Linked DNA regions of Homo sapiens: region 1 is linked to region 2. Evidence: chromatin loops called from intact Hi-C (ENCODE). Cell type or tissue: gastrocnemius medialis. All regions are shown on one strand. Links, peaks and the distances in the headings refer to the core of each region. The heading gives the core; the rest is flanking DNA.

Region 1 (5,373 bases), core at 201-5,200, 110 kb after region 2:
AGATGCCCCGGATTTTATAGGCAGGCTTGAGGAGGCGGTATCTGATTTACTTAGGGCCCACAGATAGGTTCGATCAGGTGTAACGTTTACATAGTGCAGGGAAGGCTGGCCGCCCCACCCTAATCTTATTATGCGAATGAACTTTCCACACGACCGGCACCATCTTGTTTGCTCCTTACTGTACACAAGGCTGGCAGAGACAGAAGGGAAGCTGGGGCCATCATTTTGAACATGATTGGTACACCTGCCGGCATCTATGTCTGCAGCTCGATTTTATAGGTTGCTGTTTGTTAGAAAATGATTTGGGGGCTGCTTTTCATTAAAAAGGGAAACCTTACCGAGGACTCCTGTACCTTCACTAACTGCCTAAGTAATTTCTTCTTAACTCCTATATCACTTTCAAGTTGAATGCCGTGGCTCAGGCCTATAATCCCAGCACTTTGGGAGGCCCACGTGGGCAGATTGCTTGAGCTCAGGAGTTCAAGACCAGCTTAGGCAAACATAGCAAAACATTGTCTCTACTATTTTTTTTTTTAAGATGGAGTCTTACTCTGTCACCTAGGCTGGAGTGCAGTGGCGTGACCTTGGCTCACTGCAACCTCTGCCTCCTAGGTTCAAGCGATTCTCCTGCCTCAGCCTTCTGAGTAGCTGGAGTTACAGGTGCCCACCACCACGTCTGGCTAATTTTTGTATTGTTAGTAGAGACAGGGTTTCACCTTGTTGGCCAGGCTGGTCTCGAACTCCTGACCTCAAGTGATCCGCCTGCCTCAGTCCCACAAAATGTTGGGATTATAGGCGTGAGCCACCGTGCCTGACCATCTCTACTTTTGTAAGAAAAGAAGGAAACAAAGTGCTTTTAACTAAAAAGATTGACTATTTCAAATATCTACCAGAGCTAAAATATAGAAACAGACATAGGTTTAGAAATATTGAAGTTGAGGATGATAAGCACAGAATGACTAATGCATGTGCTGCTCTTCTCCTTGTAGGGGGTGGTTGGGGACAGTTTTTATTTGCTTTGTTCCCCTACCTCTCCACCCCCGTCCCCATTACTCTATATGGACCCTTTTAACTTCTCAAAACCAAAGTTCATTCATTCTAGGCTATAAGTGCTCTAAGAACAGAGAGCATTTCTTTCTTTCTTCTTTTTTCTTTTTTTCTTTTCCCTTTTTTTTTTTTTAATACTAGGAAGAGCCAACATCGAAGCATCAGAAAGCAAGGTTGCTATGAATGCTTGGCAGCCATAAGCCAGTAAAGAGGGCATTTCTGTTTAATTCCGTGTAGAGTCAGGCACATATGAGCAGCTCAATAAACACCTGCTGGAAGAATGAATGGTTCCATTCCTTATAAACATGGAATTGGAAAGAGTAAGTTAGGAGAAGGGCCTCAGCAAGTGGAGGCCAGGCTGAGATGGGCCCTTCTCTCATTCTTCCTAGTCCCCTACCTTCCTGACAGCCAAGGATCTAAACTCTGTAGACCTGCCATCGTGGCCTCAGGAGAGGGGACATGAAGCCCCAAGTCAAGTCTCTGAGTATCACATGCTTGGAGAATGTTGACCCATGGATTGAGAGAAAGTACAACCCAGCTACCCTTCGGTTCCCATGGCCACACACCCAAGAATTGCCAGGGTCCAGGTCAAGGGAGAAGGTAATTATGCCAGAGGTCACAAGTGACAACCAACAAGTATTTACTGAGTGCCTGCTCTTTGGTCAGTCAATAAATATTTATTAATTACATATTTTGCATCAAATACAGTACCTGGCACTGCAGATGCAAAAGATGAATAAGATGCTCTTGCTCTCTAGGGATGAATATGTGGGTGCCAAGGGGAGATGCAGAGCCCACTGCACTACTGCATCAGGCTTCTGCTTAGCCCTGACAAGCTCATGTCATGACTGGCAGTTCCTCAGTGTCTGTAAGTAAAGGCCTATCCTGTGTGTGTTCCCTTGAGCAAAACAAAAAGTTTTCCATTTAAACTCTATTTTGCCAGCCATGATGGATCACACCTGTAATCCCAACACTTTGGGAAGCCAAGTTGGGTGGATCGTTTGAACTTAGGAGTTTGAGACCAGCCTGGGCAACACAGCAAGAACCCATGTCTATAAAAAAATGTAAAACTAAAATTTAGCCAGGTGTAGTGATGCATGCCTGTGGTCCCAGCCACATAGGAGGCTGAAGTGAGAGAATCTCTTGAGCCCAGCAGGTCGAGGCTGCAGTGAGCCATGATCATGCCACTGCACTCCAGCCTGGGCAACAGAGTGAGACACTGTCTCCAAAAATTAAAAATAAAAATAAAATTAAAATCATCCTTTAAAAGGTGGTAGAGGCCAGGCACGGTGGCTCACGCCTGTAATCCCAACACTTTGGGAGGCCAAGGCAGGCGGATCACCTGAGGTCGGGAGTTCGAGACCACCCTGACCAACATGGAGAAACTCCGTCTCTACTAAAAATACAAAATTAGTCGGGCGTGGTGGCATGTGCCTGTAATCACAGCTATTCAGGAGGCTGAGGCAGGAGAATCACTTGAACCCGGGAGGAGGCGGTTGCGGTGAGCTGAGATAGCGCTATTGCACTCCAGCCTGGGCAACAAGAGTGAAACTCCGTCTCAAATAAATAAATAAATAAATAAATGGTGGTAGAATTGCTGGAACCCAGGAGTCGGAGGCTGCAGTGAGCCAAGATCGCGCCACTACACTCTGGCCTGGGGAACAGAGTGAGACTCCATTTCAAATAAATACATAAAATAAACTCTATTTTTTCCTTTTTCCTTTTTTTTTTTTTAAATGACTGTCCATCAGTTTGACTGGCCCAAGAGGTATAGGCGTGGACTGCAGCGCAATGAGCCAGAGGAATGCCTGGACTGGATATTCAACTCAGAGTGACATTTTCACAACTCTGGTCATGAGGCTTGAAGTGACAAACTGCAAGATCAGGATGACTGCTCCCAGATAAGAGTCTGCCCCTGGTGAGCAGCCATCAGGCAGCTGACAGGGAGCACAGAACAGGGATTATGTACTCGAGTGACAGCCTGGCGTGGTGACCTGGCTTCCTGCCAGGGCCAACCTCCCTGTTGGCTAAATGACCCAGGGCATTCTCCCCCACAGCAGCGGAATCTTCCAGAGCCTCCTTAACCAGCCTGTTTGCTCCTACCACCACCTTGTGCGTGAGATTATGCTGGGCGTGACACAGTGATGACACCGTTGCTTGCTCTATAGCTAAACGGGCCAAAGTCAAAATCACAGAAGTCACTTGGATAAGGCAGAAACACACAGACACTGCCACGGAGCCAGCAGACTCTCCCAGCAACCCCAGTTCAGGGAGGTGAGCCTTCCTGAAGCAAAGAGTTGCAGCACGGTGCAGTAAATACCACGTTCAACCAAGTGAAGCTGCCAGTATCAGATCATTTTTGCCTACAAAAACAAAACTTTCATATGGTCCAGCAGTCACTGACTCTTACATTATGTAGCATATCCTATGTGCCAGGCAAAATTCTTTTTTTTTTTTTTTAAGAGACAGGGTCTCACTGCATTGCCCAAGCTGGAGTGCAGTGGCACGATCATAGCTCGGTGCAGCCTTCACCTCCTGGACTCAAACAATCCTCCTGCCTCAGCCTCTGGAGTAGCTGGGACTACAGGTGCATGCTACCATGCCTGGCTCAGGCAAGGTTCTAATCTCTCCACACACAAACTCACCTCATTTATATAACAACCCCATGAGGAGGGTACGTGATTATCCCTGTTTTACAGACAGGGCTGAGGAAGTGGCTGCCAGTCAGTGGCGACAATTCAAACACAGGCACCCTGGCCCCAGAATCCACACTCTCCACCCCTACCCTGACCTGCCTCTGCCAGAAGTGTGCAGAGTTTGGGAAAATCACAGAGTAAGGGCCAAGATGCTCAAAAAGGCTTCCAGAAGGAAGTCAGGCCTGAGGAAGCTGTACCCTCTGATCCCTGACACAGTGACCGAAGGCCTTCATCTCATTTGAGTATGCTCAAGTTTGACTCAAGTTACCCAGTGGCTCCTCGCCTACAGAAAGGGAGCTGTCCCCAAGGGTTCAAGTCCCTCCACACAAATTCACTTCAGGTTCACATTATCTTTATTTTTATTTATTTATTTTGAGACAGGGTCTCATTCTGCCACCCAGGCTGGAGAGCAGTTGAGTAATCCCGGCTCACTGCAGCCTTGACCTCCCAGGCTCAAGCCTCCCACCTCAGCCTCCCGAGTAGCTGGGATTGCTGGTGCGTTCCACCGCTCTCAGCTAATTTTTGTATTTTTTGTAGAGATGGGGGTCTCACTATGTTGCCAAGGCTGGTCTTGAACTTCTGGGCTCAAGCGATCCTCCTATCTTAGCCTCCCAAAGTGCTAGGATTACAGGGGTGGCCCACGTTCACTTTATAAACATCTGTTGCATAAACAGATCTGAGTGAGGAGAAAAAGAATGAATGAGCAAAAACAGAGTGCAAATGTGTTCATTAACATAGAAAAAGAAAAGTGCCGGAATGACTGGAATCCCCAGGTATGTGGAGTTGGGGGGCGCTGAGCTTTCCAATTACATTACCTGGTGCGTATTTCGCAAAAACCCCATGGGGGAAATATTGTCATTGAATTTTACAAATGAGGAAGCCTATTGGGAGAGGTGACTGAAGCTAACTGCCCCCAAATTCTGTACTTGGCAGGGTCAAGATTCTGACCACCCTGTTTTCACACCTGCTTCTGCCTTCCAAGCTGGTGGGTACTTTCTGCTCCCAGCAGGAAAATTAACTTGGGAAATCCTATTAAGATGATCCCACTGCTGGCAGAGTACAGGCCCAGTTTACAAGGAGCCAGAAGGTCTCTGGGAATAGCTTCTGGCTGTGAGCGCCTGATTCTCCATCCTCCACCATGCAGCCATCCAGCTGCCAACCAGAAGACAACATGTAACTGGACAGTCAGGGTATGCCTGCCCTGGTCTCTGCTGGAGAAACTGGAGACTCACTCTCTCACTCCGGCACCTTTTCCAATATTCCTTATCAGCCACCAAAAGCTACTGCCATTACAACATTACCTCATGATGGGCATATTACAATTTCCTAGATTACATCTTATCTGACATTAGCTACATTTTAGGGTTGTTGCTTCCTGGCACTTTAATTTTAAAAGTAAGCTATCTCCAAATCACTGAAGAGGATGAGTTACAGCTACTTCCATCCATTCTCTGAGCCTCATTTACAGAAACTAACCTTTTCTTCCACAGGCCTGGATTTCAGGGTGCACTCCTGTGCTGGTTCTATAGCCTTCTAGCCATTAACTGTAATAAGGAATGATAATGTTCTTTATCTCAATTATTTTGTTTTCTATTTTTGGTGGTTGGCATGAGAGGAAGTACAGGCAGAA
Region 2 (5,373 bases), core at 124-5,123:
GCTGGTTTCCAGCTTTAGGAACCTTCAAGGATTCCTTTGGTCATCCTCAGAGGCCTCGGCAGAGCCTAAATCCTCTTCCTAATCCCTGCTGCTGGATGCCCTACTCAACTATACCCTCTGCTCCATGTCACTGTTGAAAGAAGAGGTGAAAAAAAAAGGAAGCCAAATTCAAATGGACTCTCACTGCCTCCTTTGACAGATCTGACATTTGTTTAAACAGGGCTAGGATGGGAGGGTCCTGTGCAGAAATGCAGCTTCTGGTGCACATATTCTACTTCTCCCATTCATCTGCTCCTTAGGGCACTCGTGACCCTGGTGCCTTTTCTCAGTCGGTTTAGTGAAATCATGTAAGATACTGGCCTATCACGTGCTGTGGTTTCTGAAGCAAGTCCACATTTTGCAAGACCGGAAGCATCTACAGTTTTTAAAATGCGAAGCGTTTACAAAATTATAAGTACAGATTAGTTGTGAGAACTTGAAAGGGGTCCATACAAGTGAAGGGTCCCAAAGCGTGTTTCATTAGCTTCTTGGTAAATCTGCTGCTGAGCATAAGGATGTGCATGAACGCCCCTTCTCCTTGAGTTTCGGCTTTCTGACAAAGTCCAAGCAAACTGACCCAAATCCAAAGTGTGTTCTAGGGAACCACTCACACCGTAAATGAGTCAGGAGGAACCGCCCTCTGAGTATGTTTCTTCTTTATTTTGCTTCCTCCCTTCCACCTAAATGCTGCAGATATTTATTGAGTCTGAGCCGGGGACTGCAGGAAGCTATCGGGTCTGTGTTGCCTGGTTTGCAAATGAGTGCAGCCCTGCTAATGAGCTCCTGGCCGGAGCAGGCAGCCTACTCCTGAGTCACTCCCCCTGGCAGGCACTGGACCAGCCTGCATCCCATGCCCACTGAATGCACGCACCAAATTACAAAAGAAAAGTAACAGCAGCAGTCATCTGCCCTTTCCTTTATATGAGAGCTAAAACTCCTGACTGAGGGGCCCTGGAACTTCTCGACCCTTAGCCACACCACAGCATACTGGGGTAATTCAGGGAAAAGAGCATGGGCTTAGGCCCAAAGATTTACGTGCTCAGCGTTGGTACTAACTGTGTGATGTGAGCAAGTCAGGAGGTCGTTCTGGGCCTGGATTCCTTCACCTGTGAAATGGAGCTGCAGAACTGAGCATCTCTGAGATTTGCTGTAGCCTGTGAATTCACGAGATTCCCATCTTGGGACTGGCCCTATTTATCTGAGCCATCACATTCCTTATACAGTTGCCAAGGCCTGTGCCTCACCAGAGCCAGCCTCCCTGGCTCCCACTGCCCGATCACCCTTCTTGCCCCAAACAAGACCCCTAGCTGATCAAGTTGCAGACAACTTTGTAACGAAATGGAAAAACAGGTGTTAGTGCACCAATTTTTGAAAGGGCATATTGAGACATGCCAGAGAGGCAAGGATTAAAGAATAGGAAAGGAAGAAAAAAACCAAGAACACAACTTTTTTGAGGAACTTGTCTTAGTATAGCCATGATGGCAATGTACAAAAAAATAGGAACACAAACGATTCAACACACAAAGAGGTCAGTGCCATGGCTGAGAGGAGGTATCCCCAGACCTGCTCGAGGGGGGCTTACATCTACCCAGCCAGAGGGGCAGGCTCCTGAGAGGCCAGGCCAGCAAGGAAAGATGCCCAGGGCCCATACCCAGCTCCTCTCTTCTTTCCAAAAATACACCACGCTCAGGTTGTTCCCAAAGCTCCAGGACAAGTCTCCAATTGCCTCCAGATTCATACCTGTACTTAACCTCTGCCTCTTAAATCACAAAGGGAAGAAGGTAAGTTCCTGTTCATTTTTGCTCTAAGACTCTGAAGTTCATCTCCCCCAGCCTTAGTCCCTTTGTATCTCTTGGTCTCCTTTCCCCTCTTCCCCTCTATACCTGAATGGCTCCTTCTGCTTTATGACCCCAGTAGGATTGCGACCTTCCTTTCCCACAGCCAGGGACATGTAAAACTATCCCTGTCCCCCCCTCTCCTCTTCCATATTCTTCAATGCTTTTGGCTCTGTTCTCAGGCTCACTCCAGCTCTCCCTCTCTTCACCCCACCCACCCGTCTTAATGCAATTCCTTGCAGAGGATGCTTCTCGAGGTGTTTAATAAACAGCATAGGTCATGACCTTGTCCTGAGGCCCCTTGTGACTGAGGTTTGTACAAATCTGATTTCATGGGCTGGTATTAAGTTGAGCCATACAAAATTGCCCTTATTCAACCATGTTGACGTCCAAAAAGAATGACAGTTTCGTAAGCCTCAATCTAATAAAAGAGCCTGGTATTCAAATATTAAAAACATATTATCTGACTTCCCACCTGCTCTCTTCCTAAATAGTACATATAAATTCAGAGTTGGGGGTGGGGGAAGAGAGCAGTGTGTTTTGTTTTCTGTAAAATGCAGTGTTTTTCAATTGCGGGCAATTTTGCCCCACCAGGGGATGTTTGGCAATGTCTGGAGATATTTTTGGTTGTAGCAGTGGAATGGAAGTGCTACCAGCATACAGGGGATAGAGGCCAGGAATGCTGCTAAACATCCTACAACGCACAGGACAGCCCCCACCGCCACCACCATGAATTCTGTATCCCAAATGTCAATAGCACCGCTGAGGTTGAGAAATCCTGGTGTCCAGCGCTACTGGGGACACAGAGCCTTAGCTGTACATTGAGTACCGCTACTTTGAAAACAGAGCTCCAGAACACATCAGGGAGGGCAGTGTGTTAGCCTCTGTCCTGAGGCAGGTCAGCACACCAGCTTCCCGCCCCCCAGGCCCACCTCTGGTCTAGAAACCTCCCCCCACACACCCCAGACCAGCCAATTCTCAAAAGGTTCTTCCTCCAGTTCTGCTCAGGAGCCTGACGTGATGGGCATTTTCTCAGTATCCCAAACCCCTGCCCAAATCCCTGAGTTAAGAACTGGGCTCCATTCCTGAAGCTCCCTGCAAGGGAAGGAAGGACACTCAACCGGTTCTTGCCACCCGACAGCATGCAAAGCTCTCCACAGGCAGTGATAGTCAGGCTCTAAAGACCAAAGCCCGCCCCTCCCAACCAGAAGAGAAAGCTCCCTCTGGCCAGCTGTGGTGGGCTCACGTTGCTTCCTGGAAGGGATTGAATGTCACTGCCCGTGATGGAACAGGGAGTTTCAGAGGCTCTGCAGCACAGTATCACTTACCCACCCCAGCTGCTGCCACTGCTCCCCACTAGGCAAAGAGCTCATCCAAAGAGCATGAGCAAACACAGTTCATGTTCGCTGAACACGAGCTATATTTGCCCTTAATATGCAACTGCCTTAGCTCTTTCCAGCTCTTTCTGTTGGCAGAAAGTCTGTATAAGGCTGAGGCACACTCACATTATTTGTGAACTTGAACCCAAAACACAGCCACAAAAATCACCCACTCAAAGCAATGGAAGGAATGTTGGGAATCATCTAAACAAGCCCAAATTGGAATTTCCAAAAATAACAGCATCAGAATATTTTGCTTCAAAAGATTCCTAATGAAAGAGACTCCTTGAACTCCTTGGAAAACCCTCCTTGGCATCACACAATCCTCAGAGGCAAAGACGTCTCCCTGCTGTCCCACCCTCTCCTGATCCAGCTGCAACTCAACACTTAGCAATAAAACAAGGGGGCGAAGGGGTGTGTTTCTGAAAATAAAACAGGAGACATATGATCCTGTTCCAATACTTAGTCTGTTCTCTGCTTTTCGGAACTTAAAACCTGCCTGCCGTCCACCAAATGACACAGAGTGCTGGCAGATGGAGAAGAGAGAGAAGGCTAAATGTATTTTAATAGGACCATTAGGATTATGTCAAAAGGTGAGAAAAAAGCACTTGCCAGCCAAGAAAATAAGCACTGGTCTCAAAGAAATATAGTGTGTTCCATCTCTCCCCCATTCACTCCCTCTTTGCTTTCTTATGAGAATCTAATTCAATAGGAGAGTCACTAGTCATGTGTAGCAGGCAAATGCATATTTTCTTAAGTCAAGCAATGTGGGCAGAAATATATGAAGGCAGAAAAAGAGTAGCACACTGGTATTGGGTAAGCCAAATGGGATCGGTCCAACTCTCAGACTAAAGCAGATTACAGAGTTATGACCTTACTCTTGACAAACAAACCAGTCATCCATATCTTCAACGCTAGTGTTAATAAAGAATCTCTTCTCTATGCTTCATAATACTGCCTATTAAGCCTTGGAAGTACACATAAAAGTTCAGAGCAGAACAGAGATTTTCATCTGAACCAGAAAATGTTCGATTTCTGGTTACTTTCTCAGACCTAACTCAACACCATTGAAGGGTAGACAGGACTTCAGTTCACTCCTGATTTTAGCAGATACCAGTGATTTAGTTCTCTATCCCAGGTAAGAAGCAGTTCCCCTGATCTTTGGCTTCTATTTGGTCTTCCTGGTGATAACAGTGAAAATAACCTACATTAGAATGGCTTTTTACCGTTCACCAGGCAATTTAACACACATCTCATGAGCTCCTCAAGGTAAGAAGAAAACCTGATATTTAAGTACGCTTACTATTCCCATTTCACAGATAAGGAAATTTCCCAAGAAATCGATGGGGAGAACCTATCTGTCATTGGTTGGGCTGGCAGAAGTCATCTTAGCAATTCTTGTGAAGAAACAGAGCCCCTTTAAGGGAGGCAGAGCTGCAACTAAAACGTAGCCATCTGGCCGGGCGTGGTGGCTCATGCCTATAATCCCAGCACTTTGGGAGGCTGAGGTTAGTGGATCACCTGAGGTCAGGAGTTCCAGACCAGCCTGACCAACATGGTGAAACCCCGTCTCTACTAAAAATACAAAAATTATCCAGGCATGGTGGTGGGCGCCTGTAATCCAGCTAGTCGGGAGGCTGAGACAGGAGAATCACTTGAACCCGGAGGCGGAGGCTGCAGTGAGCCAAGATCACGCCACTGCACTCCAGCCTGGGCGATAGAGCAAGAATTGGTCTCGAAAATAAATAAATAAAATAAAAATAAAACATAGGCATCTGCCTCTGCCCAACAACATTCTTCAGTTCCATAAATCTTACATTGCCTGGGTAGTGATTTGCTCTAAAATACTTCATTATTAACAATGTGATATTTGTGTGTGTGTGTGTGTGTGTGTGTGTGAATTATAATCTGTGCCCTAGAGATAGTTAGCATTTGATCTTTACCAATCACAGATACCCCAAAGGTGCTACAAGAGTGCATTAAAAAAAAACCCAATGAAGAGGCCGGGCACAGTGGCTCACACCTGTAATCTCAGCACTTTAAGAGGCAGGCAGATCACTTGAGGTCAGGAGTTTGAGACCAGCCTGGCCAGCATGATGAAACCCCATCTCTACTAAAAA

Evidence for each region. Hi-C counts contacts between places; a loop is a spot of excess contacts. Peaks named below come from ENCODE experiments on the same cell type or tissue, not always from the same donor. Only the 100,000 strongest peaks of a DNase experiment are listed, where the experiment ranks them.
Region 1: a loop joins it to region 2, with 9 times the contacts of the local background. A loop is called at or near these places in 2 of 110 quality-filtered maps.

What each region holds. Positions count from the first base shown.
Region 1 is chr6:15,033,908-15,039,280 of GRCh38, forward strand. No RefSeq gene overlaps it. Among named protein-coding and RNA genes, the nearest start is that of JARID2-DT, 210 kb to the right of the region's middle. In gastrocnemius medialis, for the core only: no CTCF peak of the experiment used is centred there; DNase peaks (open chromatin) are centred at 3,004 and 4,882; H3K4me3 peaks cover 821 bases; H3K27ac peaks cover 3,683 bases.
Region 2 is chr6:14,921,743-14,927,115 of GRCh38, forward strand. The region is part of intron 2 of LOC105374945 (a long non-coding RNA gene); the gene reads right to left. Among named protein-coding and RNA genes, the nearest start is that of JARID2-DT, 320 kb to the right of the region's middle. In gastrocnemius medialis, for the core only: no CTCF peak of the experiment used is centred there; DNase peaks (open chromatin) are centred at 323, 849, 2,679 and 3,159; H3K4me3 peaks cover 652 bases; H3K27ac peaks cover 5,000 bases.